Linked DNA regions of Homo sapiens: region 1 is linked to region 2. Evidence: chromatin contacts called from ENCODE Hi-C or POLR2A ChIA-PET data. All regions are on one chromosome and are shown on one strand. Each heading gives the region's core, a stretch centred on a gene start or an enhancer-like site at or near the end of the contact. The rest is flanking DNA. Distances are from core to core; before and after follow the strand shown.

The links. A loop is a pair of places that touch in the nucleus more often than their neighbours do. ChIA-PET counts read pairs that join two places held with the same protein, here RNA polymerase II (POLR2A).
Region 1: a map of CD14-positive monocyte shows a loop between it and region 2 (2.3-fold over the local background). The contact joins two enhancer-like sites. A Hi-C loop is called at or near these places in 1 of 168 maps with a recorded cell type or tissue (CD14-positive monocyte). POLR2A ChIA-PET finds 5 or more read pairs at or near these places in 3 of 52 experiments (MCF 10A, WTC11 and activated CD4-positive, alpha-beta memory T cell).

The regions. Positions count from the first base shown.
Region 1 is chr11:78,267,595-78,270,458 of GRCh38, forward strand. All of the region lies in intron 2 of GAB2 (GRB2 associated binding protein 2), which reads right to left. Among named protein-coding and RNA genes, the nearest start is that of USP35, 80 kb to the left of the region's middle. Within about 2 kb of position 1,602, at least 11 of the 41 ENCODE cell types and tissues checked have a DNase peak (open chromatin) inside an H3K27ac peak, as active enhancers do.
Region 2 is chr11:78,227,147-78,229,877 of GRCh38, forward strand. The region is part of intron 3 of GAB2 (GRB2 associated binding protein 2); the gene reads right to left. It also overlaps a transcript of USP35 not described here. Among named protein-coding and RNA genes, the nearest start is that of USP35, 40 kb to the left of the region's middle. Within about 2 kb of position 1,410, at least 3 of the 41 ENCODE cell types and tissues checked have a DNase peak (open chromatin) inside an H3K27ac peak, as active enhancers do.

The sequences.
Region 1 (2,864 bases), core at 352-2,851, 41 kb after region 2:
ACACCTGTAATCCCAGCACTTTGGGAGGTCGAGGCGGGTAGATGACGAGGTCAGGAGATCGAGACCATCCTGGCTAACATGGTGAAACCCCGTCGCTACTAAAAATACAAAAAATTAGCCGGGTGCAGTGGCAGGCACCTGTAGTCCCAGCTACTCGGGAGGCTGAGGCAGAAGAATGGCATGAACCTGGGAGGCAGAGTTTGCAGTGAGCCAACATCGCACCACTGCACTCCAGCCTGGGTGATAGAGCGAGACTCCGTCTCAAAAAAAAAAAAAAAAAAAAAAAAGAGTCTCTGAATAAAGGGAAGTCTTAAAATCTGATTACATTTAGTTTTATGAACATGGATTGTATCTTCCTCATGTTTTCATATTTTTATGGACTGATAAAAATTTCTGTAGCGCAGCCCTGCAGGTCCCTGTTTTGAAACATCTGCTGCGGACCAGTATCCTCACATTGTGTGCCAGCCTTCCCAAGCAACCAGTGGGGAGAAGGAAGGGTGGGCAGTTGAGTGCAGCTTGTATCACTTGACCCTCTCCTCTGCTATACTCAAAGTGGCTCCCTCTCAATTGTTTCATAAATTATTCTGTTTCATGTGAGATTTGGTTAAAAAGCAATGCTTTAAAAAAGGTTTGGAAATCACTCCTAGTTTACTGTTGAAGAAACTGAGATAAATCGTAACAAAGCTGAAATTTAAAACCAGAACTCTGTTTCCCAGCACAGATCCTAGAGAGAGAAGACTGTATCTACTGATTTTGTAGAGTTCTGAATCCTACGTAGCGCTACACATAACCGGATGTTTAATCGTAATCAAGATCTTCAGAGGTCCAAGGTGACCTTACCACTAAATACAAAGTTCTAATTCTACCTCTAGCCCAATATTAGAGTTAGACTGGGCTTTGGAATCCAGTCAGGGACCAATTCAACAATCATTTATTATCCTCTTTTAATAGGGATAAGCAGAAGCACTCAACCAAAAAAGTAGGGGGGATCTTATGAGATGTTTGGGAGCCATTCAAAGCTTCTGGCGCTGTGGAGTTGGGACGAGATGCTCCCAAGTCTAACAGTCTTTGGGTTTTGGCAGGTAACACTAGACTATCTATGCTGGCTGGCTGGGGTGGTGAGGGGGAGTGTCTGGTATTTAAAAAAAAAAAAAAAAAAGGCAGAAATAAGGATGAAGACTTAGAACGAAGAGAATAGGGTCAGGTTTCTCCCTGTCTCCTTTTCCTCCTTCAGAGGATTTGGAATTCCCTGAAGTTGGTCAAGGTTGGAGTTTGTTCTAGGACAACACAGAAACATTTGCGAGGATTTTATGGAGCTCATGTCTGAACTCACGGCCTGTTCTGTGGATGACTAGAACCAGCTGTAAATGAAAAATGACAAGCAAGAGATGGAGGAGGAAGGCCTGATATTTCAGGGTTATTTAAAATAACCTTTTTTTCTTTCTTTTTTTTTTAAAGGAATTAGAATTTCAGATCTGGCTGGAAACTGGTCTGGATATTTATTTTCCTCATTGTCTCAGTGGAAAAAAAGGGTGGGTGATTCAGACAGCAGCCTCCGCCTCTGGGCTGGAGCCTGGGTCAGTCTCCACTCTGTTCTTTCTTCCTTGAGAGAGGAGTCTCAGCCTGGGGAGAAGATGCATATTACCGCCCACATTTGCTTTTGGCTTCCAACAAGGGTTCCCCAGAGGAGTTGGTCTGATTTCAGTTAATAAAACAAAACCCAAAAGGTCAGGGAGGGAATGAGGGAGGAAAAGGCCCTCCCAGGGATGAGAAGACAGAAAGAGTAAGGTCTCTGAGCAAGGCTTCTCCCTGGCTCTCTGTCTCTCTTTTCATGGTGGGGGAAGGACCAAGGTCATCAGAATGAATCTGAATGGACTACTTGGCTCTACCACAGTTCTCCCTGCTGTAAGAAATCCAGCTTGAATAAGAGGTCCTGACTTTTAAGGCACCAGTCATTCTCTCTAGAAAGAGCTATTTGAAGACCCCACTAACATTCCTCACTGGATGCTGAAGACTTCCCCAAAAGCATTCCTATGGGTATCGTTTGACCCCAGGTGGGACCCAGGACTTAAAATAATTTGAGTGTTGACTTACTCGGGAAACTTAAGGATTACTAGAAGTTTAAGTATTTACAAAATATTTAAAGGGGACAGTCTCACTAAAATTTTAGTAGAGAAAAGGTGGGGAAGATATAAAGAAGAGTTGGTCAGAACTTTGGGAATTCTTTATTCCATAAGATTAGACATGTGACTACTGTGAAATTCCTGCCAAGGAGTTCGAGAAGGTAAAAAACTAAAATAGTAGAGAAGATACAGTGGAGGCTTTGGCCTTATTTCAAAATCTCCAAGAGTTACAAAATGGGGCTCTGGTGAGCTAAATTGCCTGAGCTGTAACTCACAGTAGCTTGTAGGTTCCTCTAAGAAGGATCATGTTATCTTGCTAGTTTAGCCATCAGAGGTTAATATCGATGTACAGATAGCACTGAGCACTTTGGAAGGCCAAGGCGGGTGGATCACGAGATCAGGAGATCAATATCATCCTGGCCAACATGGTGAAACCCCGTTTCTACTAAAAATACAAAAATTAGCCGGGCATGGTAGTGTGCGCCTGTAATCCCAGCTACTCAGGAGGCCGAGGCAGGAGAATCGCCTGAACCCGGGAGGTGGAGGGTGGAGGTTGCAGTGAGCTGAGATCGCGCCACTGCACTCCAGCCTGGGCAACAGAGCGAGACTCCGTCTTAAAAAAAAAAAAAAAAGAATAGTCAGTTCTCAGTGATTTATAAACCTCTTGCTCCTCCTCTTCCTTCTTGCTGTCCGTTTTGTGACTTAGAAGCAGCCATGGTAAACAGCTCTGTGACAATGGGT
Region 2 (2,731 bases), core at 160-2,659:
GGCATCTGTAAAATGGTGACTAAAAGCATATTTTGAAGGTTGTTCAGACTCTAGTATATGAATGTTTAAACAATGTTAGACTTCATCCGTCCCCCATCTCCAAATGGCAGTTAATAGCAGGGGTTATAACCCCCACTCCCTGAACAAGTATCAATAAGCCAGATGGATTGCCTATTTGTTCACTGTTTTAAGTACCGCAGAATATGCACATTCGAACACAAATGTTGTGAGACAGTGGAAAGAACCTTTAAGTTGATGACAGGAAACAGCAAACAAGTCATTTTACCTCTCTGAGTCTATTCTGCCACTGTGAAACTAGCCCATGGGTATTGATGTTGTAAGTTGAAAAGAATTATTTGGGTCAGGTGCAGTGTGCAGTGGCTCATGACTGTAATCCCTGCACTTTGGGAGGCTGAGGTGGGAGGTTCACTTGAGGCCAGGAGTTCAAGACCAGCCTGGGAACACAATAAGACTCCATTGCCACCAAAAAAAAAAAAAAAAGAACTAGCTGGGCAGGGTGCTGCACACCTGTAGTCCTAGCTTCTGGTGAGGCTAAGGGAGGAGGATCGCTTGAACCCAGAAGTTCGAAGTTAGAGTGAGCTATGATCGCACCACTGCATTCCAGTCTAGTAAACAGAATGAGACCCTGTTTCAAAAAAACACACGCCCCAACACAAACAAACAACAAACTATTCAAACGTAAGCTCTAGATTTATTTTCTACCATGATTTATGGTTGGTTAAGAGGCATTTTGAGGGGAAAGATCTCTTTCCAGAGACCTAGAAATCTATATGAAGAATGGTTTCCTGTTTGGGAACTATATATAGAAAAAGTTTTGATTAGTACATTTTTAAATTTAGGTTTTGGGCAATAAGGCAAGCAGTAAAAAGAGAAGAGAAACAAGAGGGGAGACTTGTGTTAGGTTCCAGTACTGCTACTGATACGTGCTGTGTGTATCACCAAGCCTCCTCTCTCAGGTGGGACCTAGTACGTCACAATGATTTCTAAGGGCCCATCTGGCCCCGATGCTCTACAAGCCCTTCGTTTCACAAGAGTGGTTTTCAAACTAGATTCCAGGTTCTCTGTAAGTGCTTTGGGAAATTGGAGGGTGAGGTTCTGAGCAAGCAGGGATTTAGGTCTGCTTCTTTAGCTTGTGTATGATTCTTCATAGGATTTCACTTGGGGAAAAAAAGAATCAATCCTTTGTAGCAGGGATTCTAAGCCTTTTGGAGGCTATAGGAGTTTTTAAGATTCTGGTCAAAAGCTCTTGGAGTGTCTCATCAGAAAAGGCAAATCTCGTATACATATAAACTTGTTGGGGCTGTAATACATAATAGCCCTCTGAGGCCAATCCCTGGACCTTTTGCCTTATAGAAGCTCTCTCAGCTCCTGAGGAGTTTGTTATTTACAGATGTGGCCACCAGATGGTGTTAGAAAATAGGGGCCAGAGCTTAGAAAGAGGAAACAGGTGTGTAAAGCCAGGCTTCCTCTCATGTAAACTGTACCCACCATGATGGCTAGGAATTCCAGGTCAGTCTCCAAACCTTCACTGATGCTCCTCCTTGGGCCTCTGCACTCCTCCTCCCTTTCTGTTCCATTCCAGACACATAACCAAGCCAACAGCCATGGGCTTGGATGATTGAACATCTAGGCTTTAGATAATGTAGTGCTTAGGGAAGAGGACGGGGGTGGCGGGGGGAGCGAATGGTAGACATAAGGTGTTAATGTTGTATGCATTTTTTTGGTGCCTTTCATTTTGCTTTTTTTGGAATTTCCAACTCTCTGTTGGATGCTCCCATCTGGATTTGTTCATTTTACATTTACTGATGTCCTAATTTCCATCTGGGCCAGGCAAAAGGGATACAGAGATGCCACCTGCCCAGTGAGGGGTGGTCTGGGAATGTCACAGTAGGGCAGGAGATGACATGGATGCAAATCATTACAGTCAAGTAGGGGTGAGTATGTAGCTGCTGACAGTTGGTATCAGCCCTTGCTGGGGGTGGTGGTAGACAATGTCAGGGAAGCCTCCTTCAGAGATGTTTTATCTTGAGTGAGTCTGGAAGGATGAGCCACAACTGGCCAGGCAGAAGGCAGGAGAAGGGAAATGGTGTTCTAGTTGAAGGCTCAAAGATGTAGAACACAACCTGGCAAGTTCTAGAAACTCGAAGCTGCTCAGGCTGCAGCAAGCACATTAGAAGGCAGGGCTGAGAGAAGACACTGGAGGCCAGGCCAGGACTAAAGGGAACGGGGAGCCTCTGAAGGATTTCAAGGTGGGGATGGGGTTGCAAGAGCATCACAGGCACCCTGCAATAACCTTCAACATACTCAAGAATGAACTCATCATCTTCCTCTGGAACTCTTCTCCTCCTGCCTCTCTTATTTTGGGAATGGCAACAGTTACTCAAGCCAGAAACCTGGGAGTCACCCACATTATGATTTCTGCCCAGGGCCTCTCTGATCCTTCCATCCTACTAATATTTACTTTCCTAACTTCCCAGTGTAAACATTTTCAACACCGCCTCAATGCTTCAGGATTAAGCCCAAACTCCTAGGTTTATCCCAACTCATCTCACCAATCTTTTCTCTTTAGTTCCCTTTTCCACTCTAGGATCCAAACCAAACTTTGCAGTGTTCCCTGTGTGCCCCAGTTAGTCAAGCATTGGGCTTTGCTGCATTGTTGGGCTGTGTCTGGAAGGCTTCTTACCTCAATCTGGCAAGTTCCTACTCCATT